Regions from separate parts of the Homo sapiens genome. Here regions 1, 2, 3, 4 and 6 are each linked to region 5. A link is a loop called in an ENCODE intact Hi-C map of the cell type or tissue named here. Cell type or tissue: endothelial cell of umbilical vein. All regions are shown on one strand. Links, peaks and the distances in the headings refer to the core of each region. The heading gives the core; the rest is flanking DNA. Region 1 overlaps LOC105377043 (a long non-coding RNA gene). Region 2 overlaps LOC105377043 (a long non-coding RNA gene). Region 3 overlaps CTNNB1 (catenin beta 1). Region 4 has its middle 82 kb from the start of CTNNB1. Region 5 has its middle 230 kb from the start of CTNNB1. Region 6 overlaps TRAK1 (trafficking kinesin protein 1).

Region 1 (5,460 bases), core at 640-4,639, 94 kb after region 5:
TGTTATCAAACAGCATCACATGCTACAGATAAATCTGTTGTGAAAGGAAGAGTCAACTGATGCAGCAAACTCCCTTGCTGTCTGATTTTAAGAAATAGCCATAGCTACCCCAGCTTTCAGCAACCACCACCCTGATCAGTCAGTAGCCATCAACGCTGAGGCAAGACCCTTCACCAGCGAAAAGATTATGACTCACTGAAGTCTCAAGACAATCATGAGCACTTTTTCTCTTTTTTAGCAATAAAGCATTTTAAAATTAATGTACGTACTTTTTATTTTTATTTTATTTATTTATTTATTTTGAGATGAAGTCTTACTCTGTCACCCAGACTGGAGTGCAGTGGTACGATCTCGGCTCACTGCAACCTCCGCCTCCCAGGTTCAAGCCATTCTCCTGCCTCAGCCTCCCAAGTAGCTGGGACAACAGGTGTGCACCACCATGTTCCGCCAATTTTTTGTATTTTTAGTAGAGATGGGGTTTCACCATGTTGGCCAGGCTTATCTCAAACTGCTGACCTCAGGGGATCCACCTGCCTCGGCCTCCCAAAGTGTTGGGATTACAGGCGTGAGCCACCACGCCTAGCCCAGTATGTACTTTTTAGACATTGCTTTTGCATACCTAATAGACTGTAATATATTGGAAACATAACTTTTGTATACCCTTGGAAACAAAAAATTTTGTGTGGCTGGCTTTATTGCAATATTTGCTTTATTGCAAGGGTGTGGAACTGACCCCACAGCATCTCTGAGGTATGCCTGTATTGAAGGAGTCAGGTTCTCTGTCCCATAGAATTCCTCATATTCTGGTTTTGGCTTCTTTCTTCCTTATAATGTTGGTTAGCGTGTTCCTCTATCTCTTGAATTTCCTGTAAACTGGTAGTTAGATCTAGATGTATGATTAAATCCAGGCTTAATTATTTCTGGAAAGAACACTGCTTAGGGAATGTTGTGTTCTTGCTAATTTGAGGAGACACCTAATACTCACAGCATCTTCTTAGCTCACGTTAAATGCATACTTACTAAATGCATGCTGTTGTTTTTCTTAAATTTAACATACTTTTCTTGAATTACAATCTGGCCCCACTTGTAGCTTCTTACTATTGACTTTATGTTTTATCCCAAAACTGTCATGAACCACAGGGTACTCCAAGCAGCTGACACCTCTTGGAGATCAGCAGGTACAACACAGGAGGTTATTCCTGAAGTTCCATTTATTGTCCCTAATTATCATTATACCCAGTTGTTGATTTTTAACCTCTCAAGTACAGATGAAGTTTTGCCTGGGATAAAATAGTCCATGGTATTGGCCAGGTACTGTGTTCCATGCTAGTCCTCAGACCTCCGAGGAATCAGGCATGTTTTTACAAAGCAAAGCAATCACTTTCACAGGTCTGAGTTACTGATACTGATAAACCATTTGTAAGTTTGCATGTATTATTTAACAGAAACTCCCACGTGCATCTAAGCAAGTTTGCATAAATTGATTAAAGAATAATTCTCAGCTGCAATAATATTAATTATTGTCCTGGAGCCCCCAATGATAGTTTTAGGAATTCAATCTGAAATGCCCTCCATGCTACCAGGACTTTCATTGGTGAAATTTAGGCAGTTGCTTGAGGGCTGTGGCATCTCAAAGCAACTACAGAGAACAAGGTCATTGTGAGATTAGCCCCAGGTTCTGCTTGCCTTCTTTCTTCCTTTCTACCCAGGAGCCAGGGAGGTAATTGTCATTGGCTAGGGAAAGTTAACCCAACTACTCAAATTAAATGGATGCAATTCTCACAATCAAGGGCTTAAAATAGACATGTAGTCTCAATTGTTCTATTGTGGAGACCTGTCTTGAGAAAACATGATCCATTCACAGAGGAGGATGGGATGGCCTCTTCTAGGTCCAATTTTGAATTTCATGAAGATTCCCTTGGGAACCTGGAGCCACTAAGGAAATGGAACTATCAGGTCCTGGAAGTGAATGTTTGCCAGTCACACTGAAGTTAGAACATCTTTGTAGAAAAAATTGGTGTGATTTACTTTACTCATAGAGTCATACTTGATTTGAACCCTGGGCTTTGCTTTGGTTGAACATGCTATTATGGCTGCATAGGCAGGGGTCAACCAAGAGCAAATTTCTGGAGGAGGGCCACATTGCCACAATCAGCTGATTAAAACTCAAGTGGGTTTTCAAAGCCTCGCTCCAGGTCAGGTTATCTTTGCATCTGTTTTTCCACTACCATTAGAGGAATAACAGCAGCCTACTTTGGAGAAAAAAAAAATGATCGGAAAAACATAGTGAGAGCATTTACCAACACAGTATTCATATTTCTCTGAGCCCTGGGGCTCTGGACCACCACAGAGAAAAGTTTTGTTTAACCTTTCCATGATGGGAAAACACTCATCCCTAATGCCAGCTCTCCACCTTCCAGCCGAGTCAAACTGCAGTAGTGGGAAATTGCTAGGGAAGCCGGCTTTGCAACAGTGAACAAATGTCTTTGTGAGAGAAGAAGGCTGCTCTGAGCAGTGGCTAATGGGGCTGCTTAGTGGAATTTTTTTCCCTTTTTAACCAAACTGAGCCTTGCTCCTTTCTGGCAGGCAGACAGGCCCACTCTTCCAAGTACGCAGGAAAGTTCTGTTTTGACAAGCGCACACATTCTTTTTCAGAAAGCCACAGAGGCAAACGCCTTTGTTGCAGACAGACCAACTCCCTTCCAGCCCAGGAGGTGAAAACTCTTTCATGAGCCACATAATGGGAGCAGCAGTTGTGCTTGCTTATACAGTTCCCGAAAAGTACATAACTTCCATTATGTAGCTTCCACATACGGAATGTACTTCCTCTCGCAAACCCAAACGCTAGCAGGGCTGTTTGTCCGGCACTGGGCCTGGCAAGGAGCAGGAGGTTGGCAGGACTCATGAGGCATTTTTCTGTTGGGCTTTGGTTTCCTGGCCAGTTGAACTCAGTCCAATTATTGTCCCAAAGTTCTGCCAGATAAAACAAGGAGAGAGCTTTTCTAGATGCCTGGCCTTGGGACTAGGAGATGGGGGAGGGAAGGTGCAAGCTGAATGGGGGTGGGGTGGGGCACACCCAAGGCCAGGGCTCAGGAGTCCCCTTTCCAAGCAAGGGCTCTGACTCCGCCCTGTAGAATGTGCAGCAGCCTCCAGAGACCTTGCCCTTCGGGTGAATGCCTGGCACTCAGGCCATTCTCCCTCTGGCATGGGGCCTGATCTTAGCATCATTTGTGATGGAAAGTCAAATTTCCTGGAACATAGGGTTAGCTTTTCAGCAGACTAATCCCATTTGCAATATACTATACAGTATTCCGAGCAGAATTGGCCCTATCCAGCAGCAGTTTAGAAGGCTGCTTCCTTGAGATGGTATCAATAACAGTGCAAGATACTGCCCACTTCCAAAGTGTCTCCCTTTACTGCCCTTCCATTGCACTTGAACTTCCTACTGTTGGAACCAGTATTTAAGAGTCACTAAAGCAATGTCTTCAGAAAATTCTATTTAAGTGCATGTATTAAATTCATAATTATGCCCACATTAAGATGCATAAATACATGTGAGCAAATTACAAAATATATGTAGGCTTAACCCCTATGGGTCTAGTGGTTACTCCCCATCCCTCCTTCTTAAGGAATGGTTGCATCTTTTCGACAGAAGAGGCTGAGGATAAATGTCTGCTCTGGAATCTCCTCACATTGCCCTGGTTCCATCTTTATCTTACTTCCTTCAACAGTCCATGAAGGGGCTTTTCCCAAATCAGTATAAACAAACTCACATTGGATTGATCATTTTCTTGTGTCTGAGCTGGGTTGCTAAATACAGAAGTTGTTCAATGTCCAGTATTTAAAATATGGAGACTTTCTGTCTTGATTACAGTTCAGTAACTCTATTTCTGTTGCTCTGTTATTTTGGTACCTAAGTGTGATTGCATAAATCTGTGAAATGTTGGAAATTCAAGTGGAGCTCATTTTTTCTGAGATATAAGTGCACTCTGGTTTTGCTTTTTGAAAAATGTCTTTGAAGTTTCCCTATACAAAGTGCCTGTGTTCAGCCCTGCAGAGGTGGCGGCAGGGCGGAGGGGCTTGAGCCTCCCTGATGACAAGCAGGACAAGGAATATCATCCAGGCTGTCAGTTGCCAACAGGATTCTGATCACTCAAGGCCCTTGCCCCTGTGGTCACTTTAGGTCTTCCACTATTGAATGTCCCTCTGGTTCTAGCAATTTTTCTCTGACCACAAATTGTGGCTTTGCTAATGTTTGATGTTTACTTAATTCCATGAAGTCTAGGTCACACATATTGTCTTGTTGCCTCCCAGTTTTCTCATACCTAACCTGAAGAGTAATGGAGACCCAGGACATGGGATCAGTGCAGGGAGGAAGGCCTGGGATTCTAAGCCACTTCTATTTCTATATAAATGTGTAGAATAGGAAGTTAAAAAAAACTCATTCAGACTGGGTAACGCAGGCAGACATCACTAAAGAAGTAGCACTGAGGCTGAGGCCTGAATGAAGAGAAAGAGGCAGCCCCATGAGGAGCGGGAGAAAGAGCCTACAGGTAAAGGGAAGAGCAAAAGCGAAGGTCCTAACTTAGAAACGAGCTGGAGGCATCATACAACCAAGGCCTGGTCACTGTGTCTGCAGCTGCAAGAAAGGGGGAGAATGGCATGCATGGGACAAAGACGCTCAGAGTAAAGTGTTTGAAACTATTGGGAAAGAATCCAGAAAGCCTTGGAGGGTTTTAAACAGGGAGAATGATGCAATCCAAACTATATATTTAAAATTCCCCTCTGGCAGCCGTACAGGAAGACAAGTAAGGACCACTGCCTAAATCAAGACAAGAGACAATGGTGGGAAAGATGCTGAGAGCCCCAGGCAGATCTCAGAGACATTTTGGAAGTTTAATTGACAGGATTTGGTAATGGGCTGGATATGACCCCAGGATCCCAGGCTCTGCCTGGTCCCAGTCCACTGTCTTTACCTGAACTTTATCACCTCTTAAGGATCCTCCAGGAGCCCATAGAAGCTGAGCCAGGCATTGGCACCCAGCTCGTGAATTAATCCAGACCACTTAGCACTTGTGCACACCTGCTGTTCCTGAGTCTCAGCTTTACTGAGGCCTTGAAACCTCTCTTTCTTCCTCTATTCCCCTGGTTACCATTGTGTTCCTAGAGCTTCCATATGTCAGGCTTCACTCTGACACCTGCTCCAGGGTGATCCACAATGTGGCTCTTGCTATTCACCCTTATGGCTTTATTCTGTGGGTACAATGCATCCCCCACCCTGTCCCAGCACCTACAGGCCTAACTGGCTGGGTCTGCCCCTCACCAACCCCTTTTCCCCAATCATGTGTGGTCCTGAGATGCTGCCCAGCTTTCTAAGAATGCCTCTTTTATTGGGATATTATACTTCTAGCCATTGACTAGGGCTGCTTCTACCTGGCTATGCCTCTTAGATCCATGTCT
Region 2 (5,460 bases), core at 760-4,759, 120 kb after region 5:
TGATTTATTTTTGTTTTTTGGAATCAAGCTGCTGTTTCACACTCTACTTCCAGCAGGTTGGTTTTGGTTTTCTTTCTCCACCTGCCTTAGTTCCTACAGGAACTTTTTTGCGCTTACCCATTCTGTGTCATCTCCCTGACACTCCCTGTCTTTCCCTCTCTCTCCCATTCTGCCTCCTGCCAAGACATCTTGCTGTTAATTCACCTCTACCAGGATACTCTGTCCTTCTACCTACTGTCCAGATGACATGTTACATCCTTCCAGACCTTTCTGGGTCACTTGCAGCCTTGTGATATATTTTCAGTGCCTGAGAGGCCTCACTAGTCTGCCCTGCCAGACCCTGGTATCTGGCTATATAAGAGGCTATGATTAAGCATCAAGGAATCAGCCACAGCTTGGTGCATAGCTTGGTGCCCTGCATGGAGAACTGAAAATATGGGCCTAGAACTTTGGCTACTTTTTACTGAAGTTATAGTCCTGCATTTATTGGAAATACAATGGTTATAGAGGACCTGGGTTTTAGTCGTAGCCCTACCTTTTATCTACTTTGTCACTCTGGCCAAATCCTTTCCCTTGGTGGGACTCATTTTGCTTATCTGTGAAATGAGCCTTGAAGGAAGAAAATCCTTAAACATGATTCCAACTTCAAAGTGCTTTGACTCCTATTCACTTTGATCTGAGACAGTTCTGCTTTCAGAGATGCATGAAGACCTTGTGAAACTCCTCAGTTTATGTGGACAGAGCTGATCATTCTCTACTTGGTCTTTGTCTATAAACTTTGTCACTTAACTAGGATAATCCTTCCCCAATGACATTTTACTTTATATTGCTTTAATTAGCATCTCATTAAACTAATTCAGCATGTACCTATTTTGTATTGATGTCAAGGTAGAATGACTTTGAGAATGAGTTGAGAAACTGGAACACGAGTGCCTCCCTCCTTCTGGAGATGAAACCACCAAAACTGTCATCTGGGAACCACCCTAAAGTGGCTAGAGCTCCCAGATGCTCCTACCCTATTCTGCCTTTCATAGACCTGGGGCTGGGAATTCTATAAGCTTTCCTAGATGTGCGTTTCCTCTTCTTCCTCTTTTTTTTTTTTTTTGACATGGAGTCTCTCTCTGTCGCCCAGGCTGGAGTGCAGTGGTGTGATCTTGGTTCACCGCAACCTCCACCTCTCAGGTTCAAGCGATTCTCTTGCCTCAGCCTCCCGAGTAGCTGGGATTACAGGCGTCCACCACCATGCCAGGCTAAGTTTTGGGATTTTTAGTAGAGTTGAGGTTTCACCATGTTGGCCAGGCTGGTTTCATACTCCTGATCTCAAGTGATCCACCTGCCTTGTCCTCCCAAAGTTCTGGGATTACAGGCATGAGCCACCACACCTGGCTGAATTTCCTCTTCTTACAGAGAAAGAAAACAAAATCAACCTATACCTTGGGAAGGATCATAAGGACAAGGGTCCTTAAAAGAGTAACTCCGAGCTGACGCAATCAAGGCAGGCTCCTCTCCACGTTTGCCTTGAGAATTCTCCTTGCAGTATGGCTGGACCAAATAATAGCATCTCATGTTTCTATAGTGATTAAAAAACCCACATTATTTTTGCTACCTTATTTGAGCCCCAAAATAACCCTGTGAGACAGGCAAGGCAAATATCTAGCTGTCTACCTGGTGAGCTAGCTATTCTTATTCCCATTTTTTAGATGAGAAAACTGAGTCTCAGGAAGATTGCATGACTTGCCAAAGTCATTTTCCAACCCAGAAATCCCATATCTCAGTCTTTTCTCTTCCATACTTCACCTTTTTTATCTGAGAGTGTGTGCCTCCCTGTTCAGCCATGAGCCTGAGCCTTGCTCTGCAGTGATGAGCAAAGAACCTTTTCAGACAGATTCACAGATCATTTTAATGCAGCTGTGGAGAGGACAATAAACATGATCTCATAGCTCAGTGCGCAGAGGAGCAAGCAAGATTTAATATTATATATGGTCATGGAGCCCGGAGCCCCAGATCCAATCCTCCTGGTGGTGTGACAGATGACTTCATAGCTCCAAAAATATTGTTAGTCAGTTTCTCATAAGCTCCAGTTGTCTAAAGCTTTTGGAAGCATTTATGAGATGGGGAGAGGGGTGGCAGGAGTGGTGCTTATTGCTGCTTTGCTTTAAACAAAATTACAAAATGAGGCTCTTAATTTGCCTGTTTCTCCAGCAGCTCTACCAGCAGATATGCGTGGGTTTATAAGGTCTTTATTTCCTCCCCTCTGCTTTTTAATAGGAGAGTCATTCTTGGGGTAAACCAGATGCTGCAATTACTTGGCAACAAAAGAAGGGACCAGCCATGTGTCTAATTACTAAGGCAACCCCACATATGTGTCTGCTTCCCTCTTATTATGTAAATAGCAGGTAGTCCTATGTGTGGAGAGCAAAACCCACACAAGCTCGTAGATTCATCCATGCATTGCCCTCCAAGAATGACCCTAGAAGGGCTCCCCACATGGGCATGGCAGGGCTGAGACTTTGAGAGTGGGAAGGAAAGGCTTGCCCTTCCCAGCATGGCAGTCTGCTAATGGGGAAAGACTGTCTGGTCTTACAATGTTAGAGGTGGGAAGGCCCCTCCAGACTCCCTGCTGCAGCCTCCTAGTTGGATCTAGCTACAAGGAGGAGTAGGGGACCCCCGCAGCCTGTGGGTGGCTGGTCACGCTTCCTCTCCCAAGGCAATCCCAGAGGGAACAATGATAGTCAGTAACCACAGACTTCCAGAGCCTCAGCACCTGCTGTGGGCCTGGGTAAGAGGGAGCATTCCAAAGATGCCTGCATCCCTTGTGTGCTAGGGATGAAGGCAGAAGGAAACAGAATGCAGGAACAGACTGGGCAGACTGCACGTGTCTCTAGTGCAGCCTACAGGGAACACAGACAATGCTCAGCTGGTCTGGCAGCCTCTATTCTGATAGAGAAGACAGAACCAGCGAGTGAGCTAAAGAGAGAGAGAGCTATCCAGACTGACTCCTAAGTAACTAGGAAATCCAAAGGAAGCTAGAACAGTGCGTGGCTTGCCGATAAAAGTCCACACCGTGAGGCTTATCAGCTGTATTTGTGTGTGTGTATGTGTGTGTGTGTGTGTTTTCACAAAGACATACTGTCCCAGGATTCAGCTACTGAGCTAGGGTTCCTCTAAGTGGACAGAAACTACAAGGCTGCAGAAGTTCTTGTAGACTCTAGAATCTTTGCTAATGTACCTTGGAGCCATAAAACATGCAGGGCAATTTTTAGAAATTGATTTAACTTCTCAAGACATTTTAAAATTCCTTAGAGACTCACTATAGCAAGTAGCAGTGTCTGCTACAGGTGTTTGATGCAGAGGAATGAACTGGGTATCATTCTGTGTGAGCATGAGGACCCTGTTGTGAGGATTAGCCCCATCAACTGATGTCAAGACCTTCCACAGAGCAGAAACCCTCCCAATGCCTGGTTATCTCAGAAGGCTGCAGTCAAGAGTTCTTTCTGTTTGACTTTGCTTTCCCACACAGGTTTTGCATTTTAATTAGTTCCCACTGTTGTTGCTTTTCCTCTGTTTTTACCCCCAGGTTGGCTTTTTGTTATGGCAAAATTAGTACATTGAGAAATAAAGCTTAAAACCTGAAAACTTCCTTACCTCCAACAGTAAAAATCTCAAGTCTCAATCTTATACAACTAGTATAAGCCCAGGTCTTTGGTTTGGTTAACTCAGAAAGACTGCAGACTTTGGAGAGGGATAGACTTGAGGTCAAATCCCATCTTTGCTATTTACTTCTAGGTTACTTTGGGCAAGTTCCTTAACTTCTCTGTGTCTCAGTTTTCTCATCTATTAAGCAGAGATCATTATGCCACCCTTGTTAGGTTGCCTAAGGATTAATCAGTCAGTCATGTACAGATAGCAGCACATGGCAGCTATTCAACAAATGCCACTTCCTTTCCCAGCTGTCCTCTTGTCCTCTTGTTCCTGTCAGCAGCTGTCATTCCCAGACATGGTTCACACGGCCACCATCTATCTTTGTAAAAAGACTGACATAGGGGCTCCTTTAGGGAACCATGAAGGAAAGGGGTAGTCAGGAGCCATTAGCATCTGTTAATCCAAGAATTCTAACATATTTCCTTTGAACAAAGGGCACCACTATTATATACCATGTACATGGGAGTCCTGATTCTCTGTAGAGAGGCATGAGCGTATTTTGGTTAAGTGAGAAGACTGAAATCAGGCAGCCTGGGATCATGTGTCAGCTCAGCCATTTACTAGCAATGTGACATCCTGCAGGTCATGTAATTCGTAAAACCTCAGTTTCTTCATTTGTGAAATGTGGGGAGTAGTTCATACCTAACAGGGTTGATTGTTATATTTATTAATTTAAATAATACTTATTAAGCACTGTTTCAGTTATCTGCTACTATACAACAAATCATTCTGAAACTTAGTAACTTAAAACAACAGTTATGATTTCTCACAATTCTGCCATCTAGGCTGGGCTCAGCTGGGTGGTTCCTCTCCTCTGTGTGGTGGCTGTTGAGGCTGAAACATCTAAGATGGTGCACTCTCTCTCTCTCTCTCTCTGTGCGTGTGTGTGTGTGTGTGTGTGTGTGTGTGTCTGTGACTTCTCCATTTGGTAATTGGGCTTTCTTTTTTTTCTTGTTCATGTTTACTGAGACAGAGTTTTGCTCTGTCACCTAGGCTGGAGTACAGTGGTATGATCATGGCTCACTGCAGCCTCCACCTCCTGGGCTCAAGTAATCCTCCCACCTCAGCCCCAAATGTAGCTGGAACTACAAGTGCACACCACATCTGGCTAATTTTTTAATTTTTTTTTTTTATGGAGATAGGGTCTCACTGTGTTGCCTGGACTGGTCTTGAATTCCTGGCTCAAGCAATCCTCCTGTCTTGGCCTCCCAAAGTGCTGGGATTACAGGCATGAGTCACCGCACCCAGCCTTAACTGGGCTTTCATACAATGTGGTAGTATCAGAGTATTTGGTCACCCTACTTGGCAGCTGGCACCCAAGAGAGAGGAAGCAGAAACTGCCAGCTTTCCTAAAGGTTAGACCTAGAACCAGCACAGTGTCATTTCCACCAATGTTTATTGGTCAAAGAAACTCAAAGGGCCAGCCTAGATTCAAGGGAAGGAGAAATAAGCTTCATCTTTTCAAATGAGGAACCATGTGCATCCAGGAGGGGAAGGAATTGATGGTGGCCATGTTTGGAGAAGGGTTACCATAAGCACTTAGTCTGGTGCCTAACTAAGGACTAAGTAGGACTAAGTAGGAGTCATTTACAAAAAATGTTTGGTAGAGATCAGATTGAGATCTCTAGACACATTAGGATAGGAAATAAAACATGGACTTTCCATTCAAAATTTCAGGAGATCCTGGGTCCTTCAGACTGATGAATCAGAAATAATTCCTAGCAAGCATTCCCAACAGAAGCACCAAGAATGCCACAT
Region 3 (5,246 bases), core at 1-4,000, 250 kb before region 5:
TTTTTAGTTCTCAAAACTGCATTCTGACTTTCAGTAAGGCAATGAAAAATAATACTCTTACCAGCTACTTGTTCTTGAGTGAAGGACTGAGAAAATCCCTGTTCCCACTCATACAGGACTTGGGAGGTATCCACATCCTCTTCCTCAGGATTGCCTTTACCACTCAGAGAAGGAGCTGTGGTAGTGGCACCAGAATGGATTCCAGAGTCCAGGTAAGACTGTTGCTGCCAGTGACTAACAGCCGCTTTTCTGTCTGGTTCCATGGCCATGTCCAACTCCATCAAATCAGCTATAAATACGAAACAGTATTAGCATTAGTAGATTGGAAATGTTACTTTAATTTAAAAAAAAAGAATCTGTGATATGACCCATTGAAATATTTTTAGAAATAAAGTCAAATCTGAAAGACAGCCAAGAAAAGCAGAATGATAGCCAGGGTTAGCTCAGTGATGAAATACCTAATCCCTTAGGGAACCACCTAACAGTTACTCACTGAATCAGTGGAAGAATGGTACTGCATCCAGGCTCCAGAAGCAGTCATCCAGACTAGATTCCTGCTGGTGGCTTGTTTGCTATTTCACCAAGCCATTAGGAGGAGTGAGCAGAAAATGGAGCAAAAGGTAGCCTGACAAGTAAGCAGGGAGAGAGGAAAGCAGGGGGATCTCAGCCAGACTGGCTTAATGGCAACGAAGCAGAGCCCCAATTCAGTAACTAAAGATTTAATGACACAAACCTTGAGTAGCCATTGTCCACGCTGGATTTTCAAAACAGTTGTATGGTATACTTCAAATACCCTAAAAAAAGTTAATCAAAAGTCATTAGGATTTAAATTTAGCTTGATTAATACTCCTAAGTCACTGGGATACCTGTTAAATGTCACTATTACACCCACAAAAAAAACCCATATCCTCTTTTACCAGGTTAGTGAAACGCAGACCTCATGGTCTCCTCCAGACACCTCAACCACAGCTCCATCACTGCTGAACTTCAGTGAAAACTCCTCCTTACCAAAAATGTCTTTTTATTAATAGTATAAATATTAATTATAGATATTCAGGATGGTGATGAAAAAGCACAGAGTTGTAATAATAAAAGCCAGGGAGGGGAAAACACTATTCAAAAATCAGCTGCTCTCTGAATTCCTAAAGGTCTCTCCTTTTTTAACCTTTCACAGAAAAATTCACAGATCCCCTTTGGATAACAGAGGTACAGTGGGATTTTAAAAACTCCACATTTTCTTTAACAAGTTGTTTTCTGATATAGTGCCATCAAAAATTATTTTTCATAAAGCAAATTTTGGTGACTAGAATAGCGAATTTTAGATTTTTTGGTACAAAGAAAAATTACTTTTCAAATGAAAGTTTGCAACACAAAAGCACCTTTATTAGTAAAATTTTTCTAAGTTCAAATTTACAGCAATGATTTATTATAAATACAAATATTACCAATATGGATACATATTTTGATCAATATTTTAAAAATTTATATAAATCTTATCATCTAATTTGTCCGTATTTTGCCTTTATTGTGCAATATTGAAAAAAACTGCATCACACAGGGAACTACTTGCAAATTAGAACAGTTTAAGGGCTCATGGCCTCTAGATATTTCTAATAACACGATTTCCTTTATTACAAAATCTGTCCCAAACAAGTTCATCTTGAACTATAAATTAACATATTGGGTATGTAAAGATATGGAATAAAATATTTAAGTGTGAACTATGTTTTGTTTTTTTTTGAGACAGAGTTTTGGTCTCTTGCCAAACCAGGCTGGAGTGCAGAGGTGCATACTGGGCTCACTGCAACCTCCGCCTCCCAGGTTCAAGTGATTTTCCTATCTCAGATGTGAGCCAACACCTGGCCTTAGTTTCTATCTTTTGACTGTCTTTAAAAGAGTGGCTATGTAACTACTTCACCACCTTTCTGAAAAATTGGTTCCCCACTCCAGCCTCCAATGTATTTCTGCAAAAGGAGACTCCAAACATGTTCTACACTGAGCTTCTCCTTTGGCCAATGTCAACAGACTCAGAAACCAACTGGTCATGTCTATAGGCTATATAGCTATTTCAGAAGTGCTTTGATACATCCGGCTTCCAGGAACATTTTTTTATAGTACTGTTTTTCCTTGTTGTTGATGCAAAGGCAAAACATTTACGCATATTACTGGGTAAACTCTGTGTGGGCTGACCTAGTAACTTGACCGCAATTTATAATGATTTCATTTTTACAATGGAAAAAAGCAAGTTCATGTTCCAAATTTACAATAGCCATTTGTACACTGGGACTTCCCAACATTACATATATATTTTTTAGCTTTTAAAATTTATGCAACATAAATAAAAATTCATCTTGCTCTTCACTGCAACCCTATGAGGTGAAGGAGGGTAAAAACCTATCAGTAGATAGAGAAGTAAAAACAAAGGGTAGAAATGGGGATCTAATTAGGTAACAGCATAGACTCACTCACCTTGTACCTGCTCTGGAGGCAGATCCACATATGCCAAAAAACTGAGCATTAACTGCTAAAGAAATCAAATAGACTGCCAAGCAAGACCTAGGGCAGAACCCTGCTCCGGAAAGGAAAAGGAAAGCCTTCCTCTTTCTTTTTCTGGCCTGAGCCTTTGGACTAAGGGCTGTCTCTCCTCCACCACACCCTGCCAACCATTAAGGGCCCAATTCTAGTGCTCCCAATTAGCCAAAACTTACCAATCACTTCAGGAAAATTTTTTTTTAAAGCAACGAAAAAACTGACTCCATAGAAACTGAGATAAAACTTGAAACTAGGGATAGGGTGGAGAGAGAAACAGAACACTTCAATTTAGTATCTCCATAAATACTGGAGAGAATAAATAAAAACAAAAAGTTGAATAGAAACTAAAATTGAGAAAACTGCCTAGAGTACAAAAAAATGACAAAGACAAAAAATACAACAGAAGAAATCACGATCAATTCAGGAGATCAAAGGTCCAACCAGTAGACATTTCAGAAAGAATTATGAAGAAACAAAAATGATAAAATCCACTAAGTACCAATCAAGAGGGAGGAGTGCTTAAAAATTATGAAGTACAATCATGCACTGCATAAGGACATTTCAGTCAAGATGGACTACATATGCTACAGTGGCCCCACAAGATTTTAATTCTGTATTTTTACTGGATCTTTTCTATGTTTAGGTAAACAAGCCAGGCGAAGTGGCTTGTAATTCTAACACTTTGGGAGGCGGGTGGATTGCTGCAGCACAAGAGTTCCAAGACCAGCCTGGACAACACAGCGAAATTCCATCTCTACAAAAAAATGTTAAAAATTAGCCAGGTGTGGTAGTATGTGCCTGTAGTCCTAGCCACTGGGGAGGCTGAGGCAAAGAGGATCACTTAGGAGTTCAAGGTTATAGTGAGCTATGATCACACCAATGCATCCAGCCTGGGCAACAGAGCAAGACCCTGTCTCTTAAAAGAATTTAAAAAAAAAAAAAAGGATACATAAATACCACTGTTTCAACTGCCTATAGTAACACGCTATACAGCTTTACACCCTAGAAGCAACAGGCTATACTATATAGGCTAGGCATGCAGTACACTATGCCATCTAGGTTTGTATAAGTACTACGCTAAATGTTTCAAGACACAGATTATCATTAAACTACAGACTACATTAGAATGCTGTGTTTTCCAACAGCTTTATCACCACCAAGTGATGTTTTGACAAAGAGGGGGCTAGCCAACTTCTCATGTATTTTCCATCCAGTCTAATGCATCCATGCATCTTTTTTTTGGCAATATGAACATAATACTCTTTCCAACTACAAGGATACTTCAAAATTCACCGTGCTATTTCCGATTTTAACCCTATAAATGTCTCCAGTCAAAGTCAATGGGAGAAATCTTGCCACAACTAATATATAATAGATTTCACACTGAAGTTATTTTTCCTCTTCCCATCAGGACAGAATTATCTTAATTACCTTAGTTTTCAGTAAGTTTGAGTATTATTAACTAGGAGTAAATCTGCTACATAAAAATATAAAGCAGACATATTTTAAAACCACAGTTTTATACTAGCAATTCATAATTCACTTTTCCAATAATCAAGATCCAAAGAATTATTCCCCGTTTTAAAGTTAGAAAGTGCTACTCTATTTCATAAGCATGATAAACTTTTGATACACCTTCAGGGATTTTTAAAAAGTTCTTAGTAAAATTTGTAAATCTAAAAACACATGCATATGCATTTTCATTAACTGTCACCAGTAATACTTTGCCATCTAGAAAATGTATGCAATTTCCTCAAATCTTCCTGTTTTAACACACTTCATGCAACACTAACATTTTAAGTTACAACTCACTCCAGGTTCTTTTCTGCTTTCTTCCTTCACAGCTTTCTTCGGGGAGGGGGGTGGGGTGGGTGGGTGAGGGTGTGGGTGTGGGTGTGGGTGTGTGTGTTCTCAAGGTGTCTTGTCATCCTCGAATAGTCAATAAGCATCAAACATCAAATGACCCTTGGTCCTCCAAACACTAAAATGTATGCCTTTGGTACTGTCTTTAAATAGGTACACAAATGGTTATTAGAAGTATGAAATCTTCTCAGGTAGGAAACAGAAGGTAAATGGAAAAAAAAAAGAAATAGGAAATCTCTTTATGGCTGGGAAAAATTAGTATGTTTCCAGAATGAGCTGTTCTTCATAACTGTCTTCCTTCCTCAGCCATAAATATATGCCTCAAATAAATTAATATTTTTATTTATCATCTCCATCATATGAGTCCACCACACAGTAAATGATGACATTTTGGTATGTTTGGTATATTAAACTCACTGCTATGTATTTTTAAAAATAAAAATATAAAATTCCTTGTGAAGACTATTATAAAATATTATCATCTGGATTGTATCGTATGTCTATACTATAAGCTACCTCCTCCATTCTGAGCTTGTTCTTCCCCATTTTGTCTATTATTCCAACAATGCTGCAATAAACACCTTTGCATATAAATAATTCTCTTAATTTCCCATATCACCAGAAGTTCTAGAAACACTGTTACTGAGTTTAAGGGTAAGAATTTTAAGTCCTTTCATGCATAGCTCCACAATACTGACAGATCATAAACTGAGATAATTTTCACAGAACATATTGAACATGCTGCCATCTTACCAAGGGCTTGTCAGCACCAGCTGTTATCTGACACAACTTTTAATAGATATGTCCACACATCTAACATACATACCATCACCCGCCCATCCTACAGGGTT
Region 4 (5,460 bases), core at 657-4,656, 150 kb before region 5:
GTTTATAAGAGGAGCCATGCTTGATTCTGTTTTGCAGTCATCTTTGCTTCTAGCGGACAACTCCTGGGAAAAGTTTGGAAATCTTACAATTGTTGCAGGCTTTCACTGCAGTCTTTCAGCTTGTCAAGTGGTCACTTAGCAGATGTGCTAGGTTCATCAAGGGATCTCTGGGTCAGTCCTCTTCTGCTCTCTGGAAGGTTTGCCTTTGAGTGATTACCAGTCCACGTGCCCCATCTTTATCTCCTCAGACTCCACCAATCTGGACAGGGTCCCCTAATGGTTTCTTCCCTGGTCTGAGATCCCTGAGAAAGTGTGCAGGCAGGCAGACAAGGCAGCCTACAGCCCTTGCTGTAGCATCTTCCAAATTTAAACCAACAAGGAGGAGGAAGGGAAGAGGGCAAGAGCTTTGTCCTGCATTCCTGGTAGCCTGTATGGCACCACCATGGAGGCTCCTGCTGTGCTCTTGGCAGCTGCCCATCTCCCATGGCACCTTTTATTTCCATATACCTGCTGACCTCAAGCATGCAATTTTTTCCTTTTTAAGAGACAGGGTCTCACTCAGGCTGGAGAGCAGTGGTGTGATCATAACTCACTATAACCTCGTACTCCTGGGCTCAATCCATCCTCCCACCTTAGCCTTCCAAGTAGCTAGGACTACAGGTGCAGGCCACCATGTCTTGCTAATTTTTTCATTTTTAGTTTTTTTGTATTGATGAGGTCTCATTATGTTGCCCAGGCTGGTCTTGATCTCCTGAACTCAAGTGATCCTTCTGCTTTGGCCTCCAAAATTGTTGGGATTATAGGTATGAGCCACCACAAGTGTGCAGCCACATGTCTCTCTCTGCCTAGGGACTTTGACCTGGGAGCAGCCCTAAACCAATGACTGGTGTGCAAATGCACCAGCTTCCTTGTCCCTTGGATGGCACAACTCTGAGGCATGTCCTATCCAGTCTCCCAGAGAGCCATCATGGGACTGAGCCCAGTTGCGCACAGAGGCATCTTGATCAGGAACACCCCCTGTACTGTCCTTTCCTTCCCCGTCTCACTTTCCTTACTATCCTATTGGAATTTCCTGGGATTACCTCCCAAATAAACAATGTGCCTTCGAACTCTAATCTCCTGAGGGCACTAGCCCAAGGCAGGGGCTGTGTGGTTGGAGCAGCTCCTCCCAGATCACGTGAGTGGAGGGGACGTGAAGGGCTGTGTCACCAAGGTGTTAGCACTTCACAAACGAGGGGCTATTTATCATCCACTGGTTGGGGTTTGGGTTTCCTAGAGACCACTCAGACAACTTGCTGGTGTTTCCACAGTGATGTAGTTTGGATATTTGTCTCCACCCAAATCTCATGTTGAATTATAATCCCCAGTGCTGGAGGTGGGGCTAGTGGGAGGTGTTTGGGTCACGGGGGCGGATCTCTCATGGCTTGGTGTAGTCTTTACGATAGTGGTGAGCTCTTGTGAGATGTGGTTGTTTAAAAGTATGTGGGACCTCTCCCCTAGCACTCTCTCTCTCTTGCTCCTGCTCTCACCATGTGACGTGCCTGCTCTTGCTTTGCCTTCTGCCATGAGTAAAAGCCTCCTCAGCCTCCTCAGAAGCAGATGCTGCCATGCTTCCTGGACAGCCTGCAGAACTGTGAATCAATTAAACCTCTTTTCTTTATAAATTACCCAGTCTCAGGTATTTCTTTATAGCAATGCACGAATTGCCTAGTACACACAGAGACTGGCAGGAGCTACCTTAGGTAACAAACAACAGAAAAACAAGAAAACAGTGGGAAAAGAATATGCACAGTAACTTTTGCACGTTGACGGACATACTTTGAGAATTAACAACCCAAATCGAGTGAAAAGCCTTTAAAGCAAAGTATGGGCATGGAGAGAACTGACCTGGCTGACTCTGACCCTTCTCAAACTCTGATCTGTGACGTGGATGCAGGCAATAGAAACATGGAGTGTGGCTGCCTCTGACCCCAAGGAGAGTGACCCTGGGGTCTTAAGAGAGGAGTTGTGGTGTCTGGAAAGAGTCTGATCATTGGAGGAGACAGGCTAGGGTGGAGTCCCTGCTCCCCATGCTCTAATTGTGTTTACCCTGAGAAAAAGATTTAACTTCTCTGAACCTCAGTTTCCCCATCTGTAAAAGGGAGGCCATAAAACCCCACAGAATTGTCATGAAGATTAAAAACAACATAATGCCTGTCTGGCAGCTAGTATCAGTCAGGCTTCCTTTTCTCTTTTCTTTGTCCTTTCAGGGAGCCGTACCCTTGGCCTGACTGAGGCCAGGTTTAGGGGAAAAGGAAGCGTGTCTCAAGTGCCCCGGCCACAAGGTCAGGCATTGGGTTGGCCGACTACCCCAGCTCCCCACATGCAGCCAGTCTGCGTCAGTGGGCGTGGGAAAGAGACGTAAACGCTGAAGGGCACTAAACACGAGTTAGACATGCCATTCCGCACCACCAACACATTTCAAAAGTGCACATCACAAGGCTCTTGTTGAAGCCCTGGCGGCCAGCCAGGGTCAGACCACAAAAGGAAGTTGTTTCCTCGCTGGAGCTGCTGGGCGGCTGGGCGTGGTCAGAGCGCCACATCATTGCAGAATGCAGGGCTCTTTGGTGACTTCCTGTCCTCCCATCCATTTTTTTCTCCTATGGGCCCTGCTGCACTGCCCTGGTAATGCCCCAGCCAGCCAGAAAAGTCAGCATTCACCTGACCTTTCCCTATGTCACAGAAATGGAAGGTCTGTGATATTCACATGGGCCCTGTTGCAGTGGCCACCACAGCCTTCCAGGCCTCTACCTTGGCTTTTTCTCCCCTTGGAGTATAAGGAAACGGTTATTTTATCCACAGTTGGTAGCAATCACATTTCGTCTGTATCATTGAGGTCTGAAAGGCAGCCACGGGCCCCAGAGGTGGCAGAAGGTCTGTGATGCAGCTGGAGTAAGTCAGGCCTCGTTCCCAGCAGACAATCTGCAAATATTTATTGAGGGTCTGCTCTGCACCCAGGGCTGCGGGGCACACAGAGACGCCCCGTGTGAGACAAGGAGCTTGTGTTCTGACTGGGAAGGCCAGACTGACACACAGGAAACCAGGGGGTCCTGTTGACCCTGAGCTATGCTTTTAATGCACGATTGTGTGGTAAGGTGTAGGCCAAATACCAAGACATTGGTCTTAGGCTCCGTGATCTGGTGCATTCTCAGAATCTGGAGAAGATTGTAGAAGTTAATCTTGTTTTGCCCAGGGGCTTTCCTCCAAGCAGCACTAAATCCACTAAATCCCCACATGGTCTCTAGCCCCTTTTCTCTCATTGGTCTTTTTGCCCTTTATCTTTAACTCCACTTAAGTTTTATTCCTTCAAACTAAGACTATAAACATTCAGAAATTGTTTGCACTTATCAATTAGTCCTCAAAAATACCTTGCAAGGGACGTCCTGCTATTTTTCTTTTCCAGAGGAGGAAACAGGCTGAATGTGATAAGTGGCACAGCCAGGATCACAAAGAGGGTTGATCTGTCCTGTGTGGTCCCTAACTCTTAGGGTTCTCATAGGTGGGGTAGAACTGGAAAAGATGCTGGCAGAGTCAGCTCTGTGCTTGGGCTTGCAAGAATGTCAGTCCATGGAAGCAGGATCCTCAAATATCACATAAATAGACTCTAAATCCTAAGAAATGAAAAAAATGAAACTAAATTCACAATTCCTATATGCCTACCCACCTGAGATAGCTACCTATTTGGATAAATACCTATATATACTTTTGCATGCATTGAAATATTGTGACTCAAGTAATGGGACAGTAGAAAGTGCTTTTTAATTTATCTTTATTTTTTATTTGGAGACATGATCTCACTCTGTCCCCAGGCTGGAGTGCAGTGGTGTGATCATAGCTCACTATAGCCTTGAACTTCTGAGCTCACGCTATCCTTCTGCCTCAGCCTTCTGAATGGCTGGGACTACAGGTGTGTGCCACCATATCTGGCTAATTTTGTTGTTGTTGAGACGGAGTCTTGCTATATTGCTCAGGGAGGTCTCTAACTCTTGGGCTCAAGCAATCCTCCTGCCTCGGCCTCCCAACACTGGGATTATAGTTGTGAGCCACTGCTTTGCCTGTTTTTTTTTTTTTAATCTTGAGTCATTGAACTCTCATTGGTTGGACTATGTACTGACATTTGCACCTAGAACTAGTCTAACTCTTTTAGGGCTCCCTTAGTTTTACTCAGCCCATTTGCCATTCTTGCTCTGTACAAGACAACTTCTGTTGTTGGAATTTGAGTCCAGTGTATAGCATGTCTCTTCTCCACCTGGATTCTGAATCATTGAGGCAGATCTAGAAAGCCTCTGGATTGACAACGGAAAATCAGCATCCTCACCAGCAAAGCTGATGGTAGAGAATGAACCTTAGCTATGTGGCAACTGTGGATATCAAAATACCAAACTTATGATTAGACAGACTTACATCTCAAGCAGGCTTTGCTGAACCATTGCAGTCCTCCCCAGGTGGGGGCCGACCCTACATTTGGGGAGCAGGGAAGAATGCAGGTCTCCTGCAGGCTGCCAGAGCCCAAAGACACAAGAACTTCTCAGTAGCTTTTTTCGACCTCATCCAATCAGGGAAGAGTGCAGGGTGGGTAGAGGTCAGGGTTATTAAGCAGGTAAAGCCCCTTCCCCAAGAGTGCAAACCATGCCATAGCTACACGAACGACAGAGTCACTCTCCATAAGCACAGCCTTTCTAACCCCATGTAACTCAACTCTGGCTGTTTCGAAGACCTATCATTGAGTTCAGGGGTTGAAGGTCAATTTGTTGGTAGCTGCCTGGGGTTGTTCATTGGACAGGGATGAGAGGGTGGAGAAAAGGACCTTGACAATCTGTTGCAACATTTTCCTGCACAAAGAGGCCTAGTAATGTGCTCATTAATGGCACGGTGATTAAACCTGGGTTTAAGTCCTGGCTTTTTTCCTAATTTCCTTATCTATAGCATGGAGATAATAATTATACTTACTTTTTTTTTTAAACATGAATTTAATGAAATAATTTCCAACAAAGGCCTTAGCACAGTTCCTGGCACGTAGTAACTGCTTAATGAGTATTTGCTTTTATTACGTCCAGTGGAATGCCTTGTGCTGAGATCATCACGCTTCCGTAGAGCACCTGCCACTCCGTTTTCTTATTTGTACAATGGCAATGTAGTCAGCTCATGTCTAATCCTGAGCATGGTGCTGGACACACAGCATCTGTGTTAGTTAATTCCACCAGCAAGTGCCTTCCTGACTCAAAGCTGAGCTCTTTGTATTATACTAAGGGAATTAGTGTTTGGACTAGGGATAACAGCAGGGGATAATGTGAAGTTGCTGCTCAGTCATGGTGGGAGGAGAACCTGGGGCCTTGGAGGAAGAAAAACATGGTTCTAGCTGGTCAGTGATGAGCATGAAAAGGGAGATGGAGGCAGCCAAAGATAAGCTTCTCTGCTTTT
Region 5 (5,460 bases), core at 875-4,874:
ATGTAGTTATTATTATGTTATGATTATGTTTATTACATATGGGCTCATCTATTAAATTAATAAAGGAGGGAAGGAAGGAATGATGGGAAGGGCTGTGGCTCATGTTCAAGGGAGGGATTTTCTTGCTTCTCTTTGCGTACTCATCCTGATGTAGCATTAAACTGTGTGGACTGCTCAGAGCCAACAGTGGACTGAGAAAGATCAAGGGTTGCAGGGGTGGGGTGTGGTCTGGGCAGAAGCTCTCTTGAGAGAACAAGAAACAAATTAGTTTTCATTATTTTTATTTTATGTATTTATTTTAAATGTATTTATTTATTAACTCAATAACTATTATTGACCCCTTATTATATACGAGGCCCTGTGCTGGGCTCTCAGGATACAGGGATAAATAGAACAGACATGGTCTCACCCCTCATGAAGCTTGCAGTCTAGAGGGAGGGTCAGATATTAAAGAAGAAAACCAAATCAGCATATAATAGCAAATTATGATGTTTGCTATGAAATAAAACAGCTGGATTCAATGAGACAGGATAACAGGAAGGATCATCTTTTGATGGTGAGGAAAGGCCTCTGGGAAGGTCTGAGGAGATGGCACTTATGCTGAGACTGGATGGATAAGAAGGAAATAGCCCCACAAAAGGTAGGAGAGGAGGAATTCCAGGGAGAGGGTACAACAGTGTAGAGACCTTGAAGTCAGAAAGGGTTTGGTGTCACAGGGGAAGAAGGGGCTGGAATGTAAGTAGGGAAAAAGGAGTTTGAAGTGAGGCTGGTGACAGCTGGAGCTGGAGCCCGCAGGGATTTGCTGGCCCCATTAGAGTTTTGATTCTGTTCTGAAGCCATTGGAGGATTTAGACCCAAGGAAGGACAGTCTGCTTTGAGCTTTGGCAAGGCCATTCTGGCTTTCTTGTCAGAGCACAATAGAAGCCGGAAGGCTGGTAAGGATGTGATTTCAAGGATTCAGGTAGGAGGAGGTGGGGGCTGGGTCTAGGGAGATGGCCTTGGAGGTGAAAAGAGGTAAATGAATTTGGAAGCATAATAGGACACGGTGATGGACTAACTGTGGGAGTGAGAAGGAGAGAGAAACTCAGGGACAAATTCCAGATTCTCACCTGAGCAACTGGTGGATGCTCGGTGAGAGGAATGGGTTATAGGTTTCATTTTAAACAAATTAAGTTTGAGATAATATGATATATCCAAATGTGTGATATCATCTAGTGAGTCTAGAGCTAGGAAGTGAGGTCTGGGCTGAAAATATACCTTCGAGACTTGTCAGCATTTGCACGATATTTAAAACCACAGGCCAGCTCAGTGTGTAGGGCTCCAACTGACACCCTATTCTTATTCTCTTTTTTGTGCCAACTGGCCTAGAATTTTAATAGAGCCCTGGCTGCCCTGCTGACCCCAGCATGTTCATGCTGCGTCTACAGTGGCCTATGCCAAGGGGTGGTCCCTGGGGCACACCAGACCTCCTCTTCTTCTCTACAACAGTCTTGTGTTAGCAAGGCCAGTCCAACATGACTGGCACCAGAGCCTTACACTATAACACCTTTCTTCTTGGAAAGGCCCCAGGCACCAAGCGCTGTCTGTGAAGAAGACTGGAGAGCCAAGATGTAGAATTAGGCATGTGTGTGGGCTGAGGGCCCAGTGCAGCACATGGAACTTTGTAGGTGAAGTTTTCTGCTTTCCCTGGTTCTAGATCTTTGTATCTCAGGTCCTAGGCTCTTCCCAGTTCTGGAAGATCCCAGTGTCTTTCTCTGAGCTTCCTTTTCTTTTAGAATTGCATGTTCAAGGACCTTTAACAAATACTCAACTCCCTTAACATTTTTTTTTCTAATTTCATCTAAATGTTCACCTAAGCTGTTCATTCTCTGTCTTCTAGAAGTTAGTGAAACAGAATTATCAGAACCAGGCTCTCTTTTGGATGCAGTTGGTGTTTCTCCAAGGTGCTTATTACCTGTTACGGTTATTGCATGCTGGGACTGAGGTATAAACACTTCTGCTCAGGAGACCGAAGGCAGGTTAGGGGAGGCTGTAGGTACCTAGTTGGTAGAGTTTGCTGCAGAATCCTGGAAACAATATTTGGTCTAGGCTCAGACAGCTCTAGTTCAATGCCAAGATCTGCCTGGTATTAGCTGTATGGCATAGGACATGCCATTTATTGTTCCTTCAGTTTCTGCATCGTAAATAGTGATGATTTCAGGATTGTTGTTAGATTATGAGGAATATGGGAGAGTGCTTTGTACACTGTAAACACAATTACAAATGTAGTATGTTTTTCCTGTGCACACTCAGCAATTTGTATGATTAACTCTTTTGCATCTCTGCTTCTCCCTGTTGCTCTAGTTTGTTCACATCCAGGGGGCTAGATCAGACAAGCCTACACAGCTAGTAGCAGGTACGAGGAGGCATCGGATTGTGGCAGCTTCTTCTCTCCAAAGATGCCTCATGTCATTGTGCTTTCAAGGAAAAACAGCAAAGTATTTTTTTCGTTTTTTTTTAATTGGTATGTTGATATCTACTGGCGTACATTTTGTGTAACAATAGGCAAATATTAGGATTGTTAAGATGTTAGAGTAGGGAGAAGGATGCAGGGAATAGAGGACAGAGATAAATTTTACAGTTTGTGAAGATATGCGTGTTCACATCTTGTTTTGTTTTTCCTTTACCCAAACAAATAAATAAGAAAAACTGCCCACTTTGCTCTCTTATCTACCCTTCCTGTGTTCTCATTGGGGCAGAGCTCTGCTGGGGAAGGAAGCGGCCACAACCCCAGGCATTTACTACCTGTTCTCCCCACCTGCTATTTGAGAGAAGTTTTCAAGCTGAAGTTCGTACAGCTGCATTCACTTGGACATGAATATCTGGGAGTTCACGGGTTTGTCTGCCCCTTTGGCCTGAGAGAGCTGGGCGGAAGCCTCCTTGACGTCTGTGTTGACTCTCTGTTTCTCTGGTTTTTCTCTGGCCCAGTTTCCTGTTCACCTCTGTCCTCTGCTGTCTGGTAGGCTTGACTCATAGGAAACCACAGCCAAGTCACCTAGTGGTCTGAGTCACTGACCTTTGGAGCATCTCTTTCTTAAAAAACAATAAAGACAAAAGTAAGTGCCTAAGTAAGTACTGCATTTTGCAATAGATTTCAGCTAAGTATTGCACTGAACGGTTAGTTCTGGGAAGTCCCCACTTGTGACTTATTTTTGGCAACTGTGCTATAAGCAAATCATTTTATCTCCTAGCAACCGACTTCCCTCTTCCCTCCCTCCCTCCCTCCTTTGTATCCACAAGTGTTTGCTGAGAACCCTTTGTGTCCAGGCACTACATTAGGTTCTGAGCACAAAATGAAGACATAGAATGGTCCTCAACAAGCTGCTGATGCCCATAAGAAAGAGGCCTGCAAACATGTGTAAACAAGTGTGACAAGTTCACCGGCAAGGGGCAGCACAGGGTGGCACTGAACTCAGCCTCGGTATTGCCCTGACCACATGGCTGCATGTGAGCATGCCAGGTGAGGTGAGCAGGAGAGATGTTCTAGGCAGCGTTGGATGATTCTCTGTCACATTCCTTTGTGGTCAACTGAATTGCTCTCTTCAACTGCAGCTTTCACTGAGGCCACTTGAGGTTGCACAACTCCTTCCAGACACAGGTGAGCTCCACAGAGGGAGGATATGGACAAGGGGCTAGATTGGAAGGAAGATGGAGGAGAGTGATCCTTACAGCCCTGACATCGGTCAAGGGAGGCTAATAGCAGTGACCTTCCCCATCAATGTCATGTGGACTGGACAGCAATGACCAGGTGATCCATTGGTGGGGAAGTGTCCCCACAGGGACAATGGGGAACAGTCTATTCAGAAGGGACAATATGCTCGTAGCTGATGCTTTTGGCACCCTGTAACAAATCCCCTCAGCACACCTATGATTTTGTCACAGATCTGGTAGAGAGTGCAATGTGGGTTCCCATGACAATGCCCTCTTGAAACATGAAAAATGCTTCCCTGTTTTTTTGCCTCAAAGCCATCTCTGAAACTGGGAGCCCAGTCAGCCCCCAAGCAAGTACAACCTGCAAGTATGGAGAGGTAACGCCCTAGGAGCCATCTCTAACCAGTGAAGAATGAGAGCCAGTAAGCAAGTCTAGCCACTCCTCTTTTGGAGGGAACATTCTAGAAGGCATTCTGCACACTTGCCAAAGGTCACAGAAGAATTGAGCCCCTGTTGCCCAAAGCAGCAACCTTAATGATGCACACTCAGTGGCTTTTCATTCTTCCCTGTCTCACTCTCTCCCTTTTCTTTCACCTCTGCTTTTTGGGATCTCCTCCCAAATAAACCACCTGCACCAAGTCCTTGTGTCTAGTCTCAGGCTGTGATTTTAAGGGAGCCCAAACTAAGAGAGCAATATTATTAAAATTAAAGTTTTGAAATGAAAAGCATTTGAAGGTCCACTAGCAGTCTCCTTAAAATACCACCTACTACCTTTTGGTATTACCATTTATACCTGAGCCAGAGGAAAGGAGAATTCCAAAAAAGGCCTTAAAAACCCTCTGACCCACAGGAAATAGCTGCCATCTAGTCAGGCTGGGCAAAGGGCTTAGTAATACAGAAAGTGAAAAGGGGCTCATGGGGGCCTTAGCAGGGTGACTCAATTTAGTGGGTGAGAAGGAATTCTTGTTTAACTTAGGGGAAAACTACTGGGTAATATTCTTTTCCCTAGTCATAATGGTTACATTAAAAAAAAAAAAAACCCACATCGCTAGAAGGGCTAATGGTTAAGAAAAGATTGGGACAATGAGGCTCTATATGAACTAAAACGCTTATATTGTTACATTCATAAAAGCATGTTGAATTAAGAAAATAACAGGAATTTTATAGTTTGAAAATGAAAATAAAAGTTAATAGACACAAGGCTTCAAGATGGCTGACTAGAGGCATCTGGTACTTGCTTCCTCTGCAAAGAACTGAAACAGTGAGTGGATAATCACACTTAGAATAGATCATCTAAGAGGGAACACTGGAATGCAACAGGAAAGCGATAGGAAACACCTAAAGCAAGGAAGGAGAGGAAAGCAAGGCAGCCTGATTGGCTAGGAGTATGGAGAGGCTCTCCAATGCAGGAAAAGGGTAAGTCAGAGACCCCCAGTGGTCTGCATTCCCAACACAGACTCCTGCAATCCTAGCCACGAAAGAACCTCTTGACCACCAAGGCTGAAGTGCAAGCTGCTGCACATTTTCATGAGCCCTGAGGATAGACACTCCCACCTGCCACTGCCGCTTGGGGCTGAAATACATGCTCCCCAGCCACCTGCCTACTGCTTCTGCCACTCAAAGCAACCCTTCCCTCCCTAGGAGGGCTGCAGTGAAGCTGCTGCCACCTGCACTCATGTAAGCATTCCTCCAGAGCCTGAAAATCACCCAACCCCTGCCTACCACAGCCAGCACCTGCATGTGCAACCAGGTCCTCCTGGCCCAGCTTCA
Region 6 (4,000 bases), core at 1-4,000, 1.1 Mb before region 5:
CCTGCAAACCTAAAAGATTTACTCTCTGGCCCTTTACAGGAGTTTGCCAACTCCTGCTCTAGGCCGTAAGAGTCATGTCCTTCCCCTCCTCAAGCAGGGCTAATAGAAGAAGCCAATAATTCAGAGGTGACTGGCACCACGAGGCTTTCCTGAAAGCAACTAATGTACCTCGGCCATTCAGTGCCACTCCTGTCACCTAAGAATATTCTAAACTCTAAGCTGTTCACTTTGTCCACAATTCTTCCTGCATCCTTCCTGAATCACTCTTGCTATGGTTCACTATTTGCCCAATATGGGCAAAATATTTCACAACTCTGTGACTTCAGGCTGGGCCACATGATTCGCTGTGGCCGGCATAACTCCATGTCCAGTGGGAGGCTCTAAGCATGCCTGTGTGGCGTGGTTGGGTCTGTCCTCTTGAGCTCTTGTCCTCTGCCCAGAGGAGAACATGTCCTTAGGTAGGTCCCAACTTTGTGGCCCAAATCCCCAAATAAGAGACAAACAAAGCCAATCCTCAGATGACCCATGTCTGTGAGCAAGAAATAAATGTTGTAGGAACCACTAGGATTTGGAGGCTGTTAGCACTCCTACAGCAACACTTGACTAACACACAGCTAATTTAAAGTCCTGTAAAGTTGGCCAGGCGTGGTGGCTCACGCCTGTAATCCCAGCACTTTGGGAGGCTGAGGCGGGTGGATCACCTGAGGTCAGGAGTTCGAGACAGCCTGGCCAATATGGTGAAACCCTGTCTCTACTAAATATACAAAAAAATTAGCCAGGTGTGGTGGCAGGTGCCTGTAATCCCAGCTACTGGGGAGGCTGAGGCAGGAGAATCACTTGAACCCAGTAGACAGAGGTTGCAGTGAACCGAGACTGTGCCATTGCACTCCAGCCTGGGCAACAAGAACAAAACTCTGTCTCAAAATAAATAAATAAAGTCTTGTAAAGTACAATCACTGACAGCTCGAATAAAGTTCACTACATGGGAATGAAATTACACCCCCATCAGAATCTCCTTACATGAGTCTACACAAGAAAAACATGGCCACACTTGGCTATAATGACACCGTCCCTTACAAAAACTACTTCTGGAATTAGTTCCAGTAAACAGAGTGGATGGGAAGAGAATAAAGGTAGATGGAACAAGGCAGGAGAAAAGATGAGATGGGAGAAGATTTCTTTTCTTCTACACAACTAAGTTACCTGCCTCACCTGTCACCATTTTTTTATTTAAGAAAGACAAGGTCTCTTGCTCTGTCATCCAGGCTGGAGTGCAGTGGCACAATCATGGCGCACTGTGGCCTCTACACCCTGGGCTCAAGTGATCCTCCCACCTCAGCCTCCCAAGTAGCTGGGACTACAGGGCATGCACCACCACACTGGCTAAGCTTTGTATTTTTTGTAGAGATGGGAGTCTCACTATGTTGCCTTCATAGTGGCTGGCTTCAAATTCCTTGGCTGAAGCGATTCTCCTGCCTCGGCCTCCCAAAGTGCTGGAATTACAGGTGTGAGCCACTGGTCCTAACCCTGGCAGTCTCTGCCTACGATTAACTCCCCTTTCCTTCAATCCATTCCAAAAGTTGCAAAAACCTGTCTCCTGTTGCTAGTGCATCTCTGGCCCACTAGATGGTGCTGCATCCTCACCTGGACAGGCCCATTCTTTACCACACATCCCAGGCAGCCTGAATTCAAATTAAAGGCAAAGGAAGAGACACTGGGCACAGAAAACTTCCAGGCCCTGTCACAAAGTCAGCTTTGCCCCTTCTCATTTCTACTCACATAAATAGGGAGAAACAACAGTTAAAATAGCACTGGGCAATGAGTTCAAACCTGAAGGTATGACAACCTGAATGGTCTACGGTCAGGATTTTTCAAAGCTGAACAAAAGAGCATAATTATATTTATGAGATAAGCTGAAACCGAACATGTTGGTTTGGGAAAGTGAACAGAATTCCTACTAAGAGAAGAACGTCAGAGCCCCTCAGCATGACTCTCCCTCTCTGCGTGGCTGGGGTTTGAAGGAGGGGCCCCTGCCCACAGGCTTAGCTCACCATCGTCTTTCCAACCATTTCCATCTCTCCCACTAAGAAGGTTCAGTTCGTACCACGCAAACGTTCCATCATCTAGGTCAAAATCAAACTAGGGTTTAAACCTCCTGGAAGGTCAAGATTAGGGTCTTGCTCTGAGCTGCCGCACTCAGGTCTGGAGTTGGTGCCAGCATCCTCTGGCTCCTTGGGCCACCTCCCCCTCTCATTTCCTCCCATTTGCCTTTAAAAATCCTTGCTCGCTTGAGACTCAGGCCATCCAGCTGGGTTACCCCCGCCTATGCCCACTCGTCCACCCATCAGCAACTCCGCCCCGGTAGAGGTTGGCGGCCGTCCTCTCCACCGAGTGCAGCCACTCATCCAGGCTGCCACTGCCACCCCTACACCTGACACCACCTGACTCCCCAGCTCTCAAGTCTGGGACCTCCACGGCCCTCCTATCACATGCCACTTCTGCCAGCCACACCCGGGCCACCTCTGAAATCTGGAATTTAGATACCCCCTCCCTGACTGCAACCCCCTTCCCCCACAGCTCTCCCTCAGTTATCCCCGCTATTCCATGGAGACCCCCAGCCCCTCAATTCCTCTGCATGGCCTCTACCGCCCACTTCCTGTCCAGCTGGAATCCCCCAGCCCTTTGGCTCCAGCAACGCTGGTGCCTAAGGCTCGGCCTCCCTCACTCTCGTGGGACTTTCACGGCACCCATACAGCAAAACCCAATTCTGGATGAAACCACCTGTCCATCTTGCTCTCCCTGCAACTGGGCTCCAAGGGGTACACTGTGGACTCCCATGCTCAAAAGGCCCACCCTGCTAGGCGCTCCTTCTTTTCCAACACCATGATAGAAGGTAGCAGAGTAGGAAGTGAGCCTGGACCAGATAAGGCCTCAAAAGGGCAGTAAATTTGTAAATTAGGGCAAAACCACCTTCTAGGCAGCTTCCAGTCACCCCAAAGGGTGAGCTGGCTGGAGCTCTCTGTTCTCTTTCTCCCTCCCTCTCTCCCGCAGGTCAGGTTCCCTCCACAGAACTCACGGTCTTCAGCCTTCCTGCTTCACGTTATTGATATCCTCACCTCTTCCTTCCCATTTAACTCCAGCTAATAATTCAAAAGACTTACTGCACACTCACAACCTGCAGACTCAACTGGGAAAGGGTCAGTTGACCACAGGCCCAACCTCCCTTCCTCCATGTGCTGGAAAAGCACAAAAGAACATTAACCCAGTACGACCCGTGAAGTGCCTGCTGCCTGTACTTAAGAAGCTCTACTGAATGCTGCAAAGCTTCTAAAGGCGTCACCAACCTAGATCCACCTCAGCTGTATAATTATTAAAAAGAAAAAAAAAGAAAGCCATTGTTTCTTCAAGGAAGAGGAGGTGGAGAGAAGCAGAGAAAGGAGGGGAGTGGGGATGGAGGAAGAGAAGAAAGGAGACAGCAAGGGGAAGGACAGATATCAGGGTGAGGAGGAGGGGAGGGGAGAGGAAACAGACAGAAAGTGGGTAAGGAGAGATGGAGGAGAGAAGAGGGTGAGAAGAAAAAAAATGAAACGAAGGGAGGAAAGGAAAACTTAAAGGTCCTCCAAGATACTCCTCCGGAAATAGAAACATCACTGGACCCTGGTGTTCACATAGTTGTCAGTATCACAGCAGTTTACAAGGTGAGACCTCCACAACCCTTCCCAGAGCACACTCTGATGGACCAACCTATCAGTATGTGTTTGGTCTGTTTTCTAAGGCAGATGTCTGGGAAATTTAAAAACTCAAATCATAAACTGTGTGGTGAGTCCTTGATATAAAGTTCAGGTACGCCCAGCAGGTGCCGCATGGTATTCAAAATCCAGAATTCGAAATCCAAGCCTACCAGGCAGTGATGTGCTACATGAGGGATGGAAAGGAAAGTATAAAAATAGGATATAAATAGTAATTAGAATTTTGGAGGCAATCACTCCATGAGCTAAAA

Evidence for each region. Hi-C counts contacts between places; a loop is a spot of excess contacts. Peaks named below come from ENCODE experiments on the same cell type or tissue, not always from the same donor. Only the 100,000 strongest peaks of a DNase experiment are listed, where the experiment ranks them.
Region 1: it touches region 5 in a loop (5-fold over the local background); 16 of 110 quality-filtered maps call a loop at or near these places.
Region 2: it touches region 5 in a loop (11-fold over the local background); 2 of 110 quality-filtered maps call a loop at or near these places.
Region 3: a loop joins it to region 5, with 3 times the contacts of the local background. A loop is called at or near these places in 2 of 110 quality-filtered maps.
Region 4: a loop joins it to region 5, with 7 times the contacts of the local background. A loop is called at or near these places in 10 of 110 quality-filtered maps.
Region 6: a loop joins it to region 5, with 5 times the contacts of the local background. A loop is called at or near these places in 2 of 110 quality-filtered maps.

The regions. Positions count from the first base shown.
Region 1 is chr3:40,875,454-40,880,913 of GRCh38, reverse strand. The region is part of intron 2 of LOC105377043 (a long non-coding RNA gene); the gene reads right to left. It overlaps LOC124906230 (a long non-coding RNA gene), which reads right to left. Exons shown (of 3, transcript XR_007095887.1): 3 at 4,591-5,460. Among named protein-coding and RNA genes, the nearest start is that of CTNNB1, 320 kb to the left of the region's middle. In endothelial cell of umbilical vein, for the core only: no CTCF peak of the experiment used is centred there; DNase peaks (open chromatin) are centred at 2,203 and 2,873; H3K27ac peaks cover 1,153 bases.
Region 2 is chr3:40,845,152-40,850,611 of GRCh38, reverse strand. The region is part of intron 2 of LOC105377043 (a long non-coding RNA gene); the gene reads right to left. Among named protein-coding and RNA genes, the nearest start is that of ZNF621, 320 kb to the right of the region's middle. In endothelial cell of umbilical vein, for the core only: no CTCF peak of the experiment used is centred there; a DNase peak (open chromatin) is centred at 2,991; H3K27me3 peaks cover 375 bases.
Region 3 is chr3:41,219,569-41,224,814 of GRCh38, reverse strand. CTNNB1 (catenin beta 1) reads right to left here. Exons shown (of 15, transcript NM_001904.4): 2 at 734-794; 3 at 62-289. The coding sequence starts at 746. Among named protein-coding and RNA genes, the nearest start is that of CTNNB1, 23 kb to the right of the region's middle. RefSeq lists an enhancer at 1-407. In endothelial cell of umbilical vein, for the core only: no CTCF peak of the experiment used is centred there; no DNase peak of the experiment used is centred there.
Region 4 is chr3:41,114,620-41,120,079 of GRCh38, reverse strand. No RefSeq gene overlaps it. Among named protein-coding and RNA genes, the nearest start is that of CTNNB1, 82 kb to the left of the region's middle. RefSeq lists enhancers at 2,398-2,527, 4,648-4,942. In endothelial cell of umbilical vein, for the core only: no CTCF peak of the experiment used is centred there; a DNase peak (open chromatin) is centred at 2,409; H3K27ac peaks cover 467 bases; H3K27me3 peaks cover 22 bases.
Region 5 is chr3:40,969,410-40,974,869 of GRCh38, reverse strand. No RefSeq gene overlaps it. Among named protein-coding and RNA genes, the nearest start is that of CTNNB1, 230 kb to the left of the region's middle. RefSeq lists a silencer at 3,217-3,266 and an enhancer at 2,559-3,758. In endothelial cell of umbilical vein, for the core only: no CTCF peak of the experiment used is centred there; a DNase peak (open chromatin) is centred at 2,939; H3K27ac peaks cover 3,314 bases.
Region 6 is chr3:42,097,605-42,101,604 of GRCh38, reverse strand. The region is part of intron 1 of TRAK1 (trafficking kinesin protein 1); the gene reads right to left. Among named protein-coding and RNA genes, the nearest start is that of TRAK1, 8.2 kb to the right of the region's middle. RefSeq lists an enhancer at 2,667-3,489. In endothelial cell of umbilical vein, for the core only: a CTCF peak has its summit at 1,620 (motif pointing right); DNase peaks (open chromatin) are centred at 1,654 and 3,244; H3K27ac peaks cover 318 bases.